Linked DNA regions of Homo sapiens: region 2 is linked to region 1. The links are chromatin loops, found by intact Hi-C in ENCODE. Cell type or tissue: heart left ventricle. All regions are shown on one strand. Each heading gives the region's core, and the rest is flanking DNA. Links, peaks and the distances in the headings are about the cores only.

Region 1 (5,383 bases), core at 137-5,136:
CAGAATGAGATTGGTCAATTATGTCAAATGTAATGAGAGGTCAGAAATGGAAGAATGTTACCAAGGCTGCTTCTAGTGGCCTTCGGCGGTCTCCTTGGGAGTTTCCATGGTAACAGTGGTTGTTGTGCAGGGCCTGGCCCTCCAGTGTCTGCCACAGCTCAAGTGACATTTCTTCTTCCCCTGGTATCCCCACTTGCCCTCTGCACCCCCACCCCAGGACATGACCAGGTCCACAGTGCAGGCAGATCCCAGAGAGGTGGGAGGAAGAGGGTACCCCAGCTCTATCCATGGGCCACCTCACAGACCCAGCCACTCCCCCTGGAAGGCCCCAGCCACCTGAACCTTCTGGAAGGTTGGGGCCTCAGGCAGGAGAATCTCAGTGGCATGAAGGACAGCTGCCTGACATTCCCTATTCAGCTTAGGGGAGCAATGAGTTAAGACCAAAATAAAGCAAGGCAAAGGCTCCTTATGTTACTATGTAGCTGGCGTTGGTCTTCAAACTACCTGGCAATGCAGTTCTCCCAGGAGATGACTTTAAAGGACTCAGACCACAAATATTTAATGACAAATAGACTTGGTTGACAAGATAAAGTCCTACAAGAATGGGTCATTCACAAATGCACTGGTAAGTAGTGAGACCACATTAAATCCTTTCAATATCCACCTATTCCAGCACCTGTAATGAAACTCAGGGAGTTTACAGTTCCCAAAAACTGCATATTCGTGGGTTTGCCTTTGCTCGAATCTTATGTCAATACATAGGATATGGACTCCCTCTGCTTCATAGTGGAAACCCTGAAGACAGAAATTACATTTGAAAATATGGTAATACAGCGGAGAAGACAAACACAGTATGTTCCCTTTTTTTCTGGCTTCCTCTTCTTTGCTCCCCAAATTGCCTCCTATTTTCTAAAATTTAAACAGTGAATCGATTCTGAAGAACTACAGTAGATAGCAATGTAAACTAATATGTTAATGTTTAATTCACTTTTGGTTTACCAGGCATTGAAAACTTTGAACAAAATGGACTTAAATAAAGATAAAAGATGGATGCAAATCTTTATATAATTTTGGCAGGAAAAAAAGGCAAAAGCAAAGGATTAAGGAGGAATTAGTCCCATCAGGGACTGGGCTGTATTTTCACTGGTTCTCATCCTGCTAGATCTTCCTCACTTGCTAGTTGGTCACCAAATATGAATCTAGCATCTGCTAATTGCAAAGCAGAGTATTTGGCACGTGAGAGTTCAACAAAGAAGAATGATACTCTAAAAACCCCCTTCATCTTCACCTATCTCAGAGATCCTTTCCTGGCCCCCAGACTAGGTGAGGGCACCCATTGTGTGCTTGTGCAACACCCTGTGTGTTTTTGTGTCTATTTCACAACAGCTATCATGCTTGTGTTTACTTGATCAATGTCTGTCTCCCCACAAAATGTAAGCTCAAAGAAGACAATGAATCTTGATGAATCGATCCCACTTGTATCTGGAACATCTCATACACTGCCTGACACACAGAGTAGGTCTTCAATACACAATGCGTGAATGAATGAAATGAGCAAACAATGGAAAATAAACACCATTTCTAGGTTACTGAGATTATTAATTCATCCCTCTTCTGGAACAGCAATGGAAGTTAGGTCCTTCAAATATCAGCTCACTCCCCACTCCTCCTCTATATCCTTTCTTTCTTTCTTTCTTTCTTTCTTTCTTTCTTTCTTTCTTTCTTTCTTTCTTTCTTTCTTTCTTTCTCTCTCTCTCTCTCTCTCTCTCTTTCTTTCTTTCTTTCTCTTTCTTTCTTTCTCTTTCTCCTTCCTTCCTTCCTAACTTCCTTCTCCTATTACTTCCATGTGCCTCACTTGCCACCTCTCCCACCAGTCCCTCAAATATTAAAAGAACAACATCATCATCAACAACAAAATGCACTCTGTCTGCATCCTGGAGGAGGCGGTGGTGTCTTCCTGGACTGCACAAGCACAAGCCCACATCCTTGGCTGTGTTGCCTGGGGTTTTTATGTAATAGGAACATGTTGATTGGTATGTACTCAGTTTGGAAAGAGAAGCCATGCCTTGTTGTGGCTTTGAGTTCAGACCATTTTTCTTTCATCTTTGAAGATGACAAGCGCTATAAGCAAAGAAAGTCAAAATGAGCCTGAATGTTTCAAGCTCTAGGCAAGGCAGGAAGAATGCCGTGCGGTGATATTGTTTAGAGAGAGACTCGGTAATTGCTGTACTGGAGAGCCGACATTTGCAGAACTCAATTGTGTGGCGTCCGACTGAGTAAGTTAGCAAAATAAAGACAGATGGCAATGGATTAACTCCAACACGCCCACCAAACAATGGCAGCCAAAATGGAGAACTGTGGTGTGCTCTAAAACACGCTCCTTCTGGGAGAGTTCACCCGGTGCCTCAATTAGATGCCACCTAGTGACTGACCAAAACATTGCATATTGCACAACCCTGCATATTTCGGACACAGCTTAAGGAGACCGCACCATAGATTGTTTGGCTTCGTTTTCAAAAGACGGAGAGATGCCAGGTCATGGCTGACTTGAAAACTTATAGTTTGATGTTTAGTTCACTGAGAAATAATGGTTGAAATCTCTGTTCTTCCTTGTATGCTTAGAGGAAAATAGAAAAACAAAAAGGAAAGAAAACAAATCCTGCAAGACAGGCAACTGCCTTTGATTTAGAAATGCATGACCTAGAGTTAGAGAAAAGCTTGAGGACAGTTTGTACATTCTGGTCCTGGCTTTATACAACTGAAACTGAGGATGGCAAATAATTTCATTACATCTAACAGCTCCAGTTGATTGTGAAGGCTCTCTGGACCATGAGGAATTATGAGGTGAGCTCCAAGGCTTGGGTTGGGACCCTGTGGTTATTGATGGTTGTCTGCCATACTGCAGAAGAGGAGAGTGGTGGAACATGGGTCCTTGTTGAACAACCGTACATCCTTAAACAATTAGGAAATCTCCTAATTTGTTTAATCGTGAGTGTTTAGAGAAACAGTTCTCCATATTCCTGAGAGTCTGAGGGCAGAAGCTGAAATGGGCAAAGAACATATAGAAAAGGTGACACTTTTCCATCTAAAGGAGAGACGAAGAAATAATGAGCAATTTTGTTATGATCTACCAAACTAAGGTTTCATTATGTTTGCCCCTCATTGTGGAAGGCACTGTTTGATTGGCAATTTGCACCACTACCATATATAATTTAGTCCTGGAGTATGTGCCAAGAACTTTGTAATGAAACCCTGGTTATTCCTAACTATAGGATTTATTTTTCAAGTGAAGGTCTAGACAATTTCAGTAACTGGCCCAGAGTGTGAGGTTGAGAACGGAAGGAGCTTTAGTTCTCAGGCTCCTCAACCACTACCTACCATGGTGGGCTGACGCTGCATTTCTTGCTTTTCCCTAGCAGTCACCTAGTCAGTGCTCCTGGCTAAAAGAGAGATCCTTTTCTCTTTTGACCCTTAACATCCACTGGTGACCAGGAAACAGTGCCAGCTATGTCTACAGATCTCGGGGACATGCAGTGTGGAGGGTCAGGTAGTTGTGTGGTTAACTGGTCTAGGTCTGCCCAACGGAGTCCATGTGTCAGGGTAAGAACCTGGATCCCCATCTGCTATACTTTTGTTTTCTCAAGTAACTCCCTAGAGGCCCATGTCTTTTGAGCTCAGTTTATAAACAGGGCAGAAAGCTGCACACACAGGCATCAAACTGCTCAGCCTTTTCTAGTTTTAATTCAACTTAACACTCATTGATTAACTGAATGCTTACCACATGCAAAACACTGTGCTAGGAGTCAAGACCCAGGAGTCAGACAAGGGTTCTAGCTTCAGCCCTGCATGGGGCAAGTTATTTTGCTGTCAGAGATCTCTGCTTCCACTTCAGTTAAATGAGAATACAGAGCTCAAGTAAACCCTCCAAATTCCTTTCTTAATCTAAAGCTTTACGGCTTTATGAAAAGAACGCTTGAAAAATGAGGCTTGGTTTCAGATTTGATGTGTTAAAATATGATAACTTTATTATTTCTTCATTCAAAAATATTTTTGAGTGCCCACTAATGTGCAATGAACAAGACAAAGCCCTTGACCTCACAGAGCCTACAGTCTACTTGGGGGAGACAATGAACAGACTTAATAGTAAATGCAAAATAAAATGTACCAGATGTGCCGTGAAGACACAAGGCAGAATAAGGAGATAAAGGGAGAAGGACCAGAGAAAGCCGCTCTGACTGATGTGGGGGAGAGAGCTATGTGAGGTCTGGAGAGAGTTCTGGGCCGAGATAGGTGCAAACGTGAGGGCTGTGGGGGAAAGCAGGCTTGGCACGCTTGAGGAACAGCAAGGGGGCACTTAGATAAATAGTTTACTCATCGCCACATGCAACCCACCCATCTGAGGAGCCTAGAAGAGTACCTCCAAGGAGACTGTAGTTGGTGAATGCCCCCTCTGTGCCAGGCACTATCCTAGGCATTGGGGGCACAGAGATGGGAAGGAGACACTACATGTGTGGGAGAAGTTCACATTTTAACGAACAGTCAGGGATGCCAATATGATGAAAGAAGCATTGTGACTAAAATTATGGCTGAGGGCAATGGGAATTCAGCAGAGAAGGTTGAGTTCAACATTTTAGTTGGGTCTTGCAGGATAAGGGGAGAACTGGACAGGCTGGAGATGAGGGACTGGAGGTTGCAAGGGCAGGCCCACATGGAAGTGTAAAGCATAACTGGGAAATAATTAGTCAAAGTCCAGATTGGCAAAGCACAGGGCAACAAGACTTTATTGTCAACAAAACCAGAATGGCTTTTGTGTCTCATCTGTTTTGATGTGAGTGTCATGTTTGGACTTTTTTCTGTAGGCCAGAGGTCCACAATATTCATTCTTAAGGACTCTCTTTAAATATTTTTTTCCTATGGCTCACGTGTCTTCATAAATTTGTTTTTAATCCCCCCAAATATTGGAATTAGTAAGAAGTAACTATTTTGTTTCCCCATTCAAAAAAGCCATCCAACCTTCATGACTTCCAATCAGAGCCACAGATAACCATGAAATACAGCATGTTACCACATTGAGTTGATCAAATTAGTCCCATGCTCCAACCTGACTGCAAGGGAGGCTGGAATATATGGGGATACACAAGGAATATTTGTTAATCACTAACTACCTCTGCTACATGGCATAAATGTACAATTTTGCCCCTGGATTCTTGGAGTTCAGGGGAGTCTTCAGTTGAGAATCCTACTCTGGCATTAAGAAGCAGAGGAGTGACAGGATTGGTTTGTTTTCCAGAAAGATCACTCAGGTGGAAGGTCAGAGGATGGACTGTCTGGGTAGACTGGAAGCAGGAGGACAAGTTGGGAGGCTCTTACTGCTCCAAATAAG
Region 2 (5,383 bases), core at 219-5,218, 94 kb before region 1:
TGAAGTGGGATTAATCATGTTTATCTTGTAGGAATACATATAGTTGGATGAGATAATGTCTAAAAAGCATCTGGCACCTAACAAATATTTGAAAGATGTTGGCTGTCATTATGTATCAGAAACAAATCTTTGCATTTTGTATCTCTTATAGGTTCCTCTGCTTTTCACTCTTGGGCTTATAAACTCCTCTGGGCACACCTGGACTTTCTTATTTCAGCTTCCTTGGTTCATTTAGGGTATTTGTTTTAGATAAGAAGACTGAAGTTCTATTGTATTAATTAGCATGACCCCAAGCAACTTAAGAATGAGGACATGATAGTTATGAGTGTGAAAGGAGTTGGCTTTAAACTGAACAATAAATCAAAGATGAAAAACAAGACCCTCATTGGGGAGTGCCACCGGGATGTCTTTGATAGCATGGTGCTCACCATTGTTCACTCAGCAATCTTTTCTATATGGACGCACTCCTGACTTTTAGAAGCACAATCAATAAGAGGCTATTGACATCCCTGGGGGTGGTGAAATGTGCATTAAAAATTAAACAAATATAATCTGGCTGGGACTGTTTGCCTGAGAATTAGTCAAAACTCATTTGAAGCCACTTCCATGTTTAAAGACTTTTTCAATGTCAAAAACGTAATCTGTCAGCCACCAAACATTCTCTAGCCACCTGCTGTAGGTAAGAAAGCATTCAGGAGGGGCTGCCAGAATTAAAGGCAAATGAAAACTTTGATCTTAGCCCATGTGGGATTTTGAGTATACTAAGGAGACCAAACTGATGGGCCTGAACTTAAATAGAATATCTGCACATGTGATTCCTCTAAGCTCTACTATTACAGGATTTTCCAGAACTTCCAGGAAGACTCCTGATGCAGAGCCTGAGGCATAGGAAATACCACTGAAAACTTCTCAGAATCTGTTGGGAATGATTTCTCCATTCCGTCTTCACATCCCTTCCATCCACCCTCAATACCCTGAGGTGTTGCGGGGCATCATCACGTCAAACTACAGGAGGCTTAACCCATCCATTTGGTTCTCAATCATTCCTGTTGTCCACCATCAAAGTTTATCCTCCCTACTCTCTCAGGACCCTACTCTCTTTCTCTATATGAAAATATTCAGCTACTCAGCTATATAAACCAGGTCCTACACTAGACACTGGGCTAGGCCTCCTGACACAAAGATACATGGGCCATAGACTGTGGCCTCAAGGAGCTTACAGTCTCAGCAGGAGAGACAGGTGAACACTGTGTGTATGAAATCTTGGATTCTAGGATGATATAGCCCAAAGAGGGAGTAGCCATTCTACAAAGATGTGATGAGAAAGAGTTTCACAGACCCTTCTAAACGGATTGTTTAGGGAATATAAATTTAGAATGTGAGAAAAAGGGAATTGCAGGCACTATGACAGAATAGAGAGGAGGCAAGCAATACGTTGAAGTCTGAAAATACAGATGGATAGCAGGTTCTAACCTCAGGGGACCAGGAGAAAGAGAGGGGCCCAGGATGGTGGTAAAAGAATTGGTTTGGGAGACAGCACAAGAAAAAGGGTTCTTGCTTTAACTACCTTTGTTTCATGCTGCATTTGGAGAAAGTGCTTGGGGGAAGCAACAGGGCCCTGTGCTCCTGTCATCAGAATCCCTCGGCTGGGATTCTGATGACAGGTCTGCTGTGTTCCTCCCTACCTTCTGGCCCAGGAAACAAAACAGTGGATGTTTTATTCCAAAGATATCCATTGGGCATCTCTCGCAACATGGCTCTGTGCTAGTTATAGTGGGAGGTAATTAGTATGCTTTTTGACAAGTATTTTTGAACATCTATTATTTTCCTAGCACCATGCTAGCTGCTTTAGAGGCAAATGAAAATTGACAGTTTCTGCCATTAAAAATTTGCAATTTTTATTGGGAAGCCAGATTTATGTGTGGATCTCCATGTAACAGAGTCATGGCCAAGGGGGAGGTATACAGAGGATTCCTCAGGGGTACAGAGAAGCAGCACTCAGCCCAGCCTGGAGCTTCTGGGAAGGCTTCAAGAGGTGATGGAAGCTGAGCTGAGTGTTGAAAGGTGGGTAAGGGGTACCTACGTCAAAAAGATAGACAGAAACTCCAGACGGAGGAAGGAACATGAGTGATGGTGCAGAAACGCCAAACAACAGGCTACATATTGGCAACTACAAGTGCTTTAGCACAGCTGGAGAATAAAGTGTAAGTCAGGGAAAGGCCAACAAGGAAATAAGAAGCATAGAGTTCAGTTCATGCAGGACCTGAGGGGCTGGGCAAAGTGTGGACCTTTATTCTCTTGTATTGGGGAGCCATAGAATGTTTTATGTTGAGAGGGACAGGCTTAGATGTCATCTAACTGCAGAATAGAAGATGGCTCAGGGGAGAGCAGATGGGGAGAGAGCACTGGGGAAAAGAACTAATGTATGCTGGGCTTAATACCTTGGTGATGGGTTGATAGGTGCAGCAAACCACCATGGCACACGTTCACCTAGGCGACAGACCTGCACATCCTGCACATGGACCCCAGAACATTAAAATAAATTATCATTCTTAGTGCTTAATGTGTTTTATATTTCTTTAATAAATAATACTTAGAAAAGAAAAAAAGAAGATGGCTCAAAAGGGTCAACAGTGGAAGCAGGGAGTCAGGAGTCTTATTCAACAGTTCAGGCAAGAGACAGTGAGCTCCTCAGCTAGGAAAAGGCAGGGTAGGCAGGGAGGAGGGGATGGGTCTAAGGACTGTTTAGGAGGTAAAAGAAGAAATTGGCTTTAATGATGGGCTGGCTGAGGGAGATGAGATAAAAGAGAAGGATGAATCAGGTTGCAGCTTGGCTGAATGGGGCAGCTGAGATAGGGAATATGAGAGAGAGAGCAGAATTTTGAGGATGTGGGGAAAGTTTATGAGTTCAGCTTTGTTTGGATGAATATGAAGTACCTGGAGGGCGGAAAGAGGACTTATTCATATCCTTCGCCCACTTTTTGATGGGGTTGTTGGGTTTTTTCTTGTAAATTTGTTTAAGTTCCTTGTAGTGATAGACTGGATAAAGAAAATGTGGCACATATACACCATGGAATACTATGCAGCCATAAAAAAGAATGAGTTCATGTCCTTTGCAGGGACATGGATGAAGCTGGAAACCATAATTCTCAGCAAACTAACAAAGGAACAGAAAACAAAACACCACATGTTCTCACTCATAAGTGGGAGATGAACAATGAGAACCCGTGGACACAGGGAGAGGAACATCACACACTGGGGCCTGTTGGGGAGTTGGGGGCAAGGGGAGGGAGAGCATTAGGACAAATACCTAATGCACGCAGGGCTTAAAACCTAGATGATGGGTTGATGGGTGCAGCAAACCACCATATCACATGTATACCTATGTAACAAACCTGCACATTCTGCACATGTATCCCAGAACTTGAAGTAAAATAAAAAAAAAAAAAGAGGACTTGTTCAGCAGGGAGTTGGATATCTAACCTGAAGTTGCTAAGAGAAGCAGGAGTGACCGTGAGCATCATCAGCATATGGGTGACAACAGAACTGAGACAGGGGCTGGAGTCACTTACTCATGAAGGGCAAAACAGGAGACAGAAAGAAGAATAACAATCCTCCCTCCCTTGAGGGAATATATACTCTATGCAGGAGAGAGATATGTACCCAAATAACTGTAATAAAGGAACCATACAATAATCTCTATAATTATAGCAACTGCATTTTTCTGGTCAAATATTGGATCATGTGGTCTCACCAAGGTTTGGTCACAGACAAAATTGTTGAAGGAGAATTGTATCAGAAATCCATTTGGCTGAGTTCTAATAGAGGTACAAGTAAAGTGTTTTTAAAGCAATGAATAAGAAGAAATTTGTGGAGAGAGAGGAATTTGAGTTGATTCCTGAAAGTGGGCTTAGAAAGCTTCAACTCTACCTGTACTTAATACTATCTTTGTTGTATATTGTGTCAACCTGCAGCCAAGAATAGGGTTGGCACTGGTGAAAAAATTGTGAGTCCTGCAATAATCTCACCCTGGCTAAAGGATTTTAGAGGGGATGTGTCTTGGGGCCCCAGGTCCTCTTTTGGACTTCTGAGACCTAGTAATTTGTACTAGTGTCATCTTTTCCTACCCTGTGTCAACCAATGGGCATATACCTAAATGTATACGATGAATGAACTCCAGTGTTTACAAGTGTAATGGGGTCTCAGTTATATCTAAACTGGAATTCAGAGTATGTTTATCTGCAAGTAAATGAGCTATTGACTAGCTAGCTTCCCCGTCCCCCTCACATCTGTTTCTTGAATTGTTCTGCATGAGTTTTTTTCTTTCCTGAAGGGTGGTGGAGGTAGTTTAGTGAGTAGGGATCTTGGAGAGTCATGAGAGAAATAGGAATGGTAAGAATTCCAACAGTGTATATCTCCTCTGCTTTGTGTTGTGAATCTCAACTTTTTATTTGGAAAAATTTGAAATCTTCAAAAGGTTGCAAGAATAGTGCATTGAATACCCTTCACCTGGATTCACCAATATTAACACTTCGTAGTATTTGCTTCCTTTTCCTCCATGTACACATGTGTACATAGGCGTTTATTTCTTGCTGAACCACTTGAGAGTTAGTTGCAAGCATCATGAGCCTTTATCCCAAAATACTTCATCATTTCTATCCTAGCAAAAGGGGCATTATTCTATGTAACTACAATATAATTTTTACATTCAAAGTTGAGTGTTTATACAACAATATTATCTAATATGCATCCTATTCAAATTTCCTCAATGTTCCCACTAATATCTTTTATGGCATTTAAGAAAATTTTAGGATCTAATGCGGGACCATTCACTGTATTTAGTTGTCATTTCTCTGGTGTCATCCTTTGCAGGGACATGGATGAAGCTGGAAACTATCATTCTCAGCAAACTAACAAAGGAACAGAAAACCAAACACCGCATGTTCTCACTCATAAGTGGGAGATGAACAATGAGAACACATGGACGCAGGGAGGGGAACATTACACACTGGGGCCTGTTGGGGAGTGGGGAGTTTTGGGGAGTCCCCTTTAGTCTAGAGAACAATCCTCAGATTTGTTGTGGTCTTTCTATAACATTAAGATTTTTGAAGAGTCTGGGACAGTTATTTCACAAATCCTCAGTTTGGATTTTTCTGGTTGTTTCCTTGGGGTTAGATTCAGATTAGACATTGGGTGAGACTAGATTTTGAGCCTTCAGAGTGAGGGTTCAAGGCAGAACTGGAAGAGCTGCGGAATGGGGACCCTGCCCTGGACAGGGGAGCCTCTGTGGACAGCACATCTCAGCCTGGCTCCGGCATGTGAAGGACTATGTGGGGTCAGTGTGCTGTGCCAATTCCAGGGCATTGCAGTGGAGAGATGATCA

Evidence for each region. Hi-C counts contacts between places; a loop is a spot of excess contacts. Peaks named below come from ENCODE experiments on the same cell type or tissue, not always from the same donor. Only the 100,000 strongest peaks of a DNase experiment are listed, where the experiment ranks them.
Region 2: it touches region 1 in a loop (2.0-fold over the local background); 6 of 110 quality-filtered maps call a loop at or near these places.

What each region holds. Positions count from the first base shown.
Region 1 is chr13:44,188,647-44,194,029 of GRCh38, reverse strand. No RefSeq gene overlaps it. Among named protein-coding and RNA genes, the nearest start is that of MIR8079, 4.9 kb to the left of the region's middle. RefSeq lists an enhancer at 5,021-5,383. In heart left ventricle, for the core only: a CTCF peak has its summit at 2,423 (motif pointing left); no DNase peak of the experiment used is centred there; H3K27ac peaks cover 631 bases.
Region 2 is chr13:44,282,731-44,288,113 of GRCh38, reverse strand. No RefSeq gene overlaps it. Among named protein-coding and RNA genes, the nearest start is that of SERP2, 88 kb to the left of the region's middle. In heart left ventricle, for the core only: no CTCF peak of the experiment used is centred there; no DNase peak of the experiment used is centred there.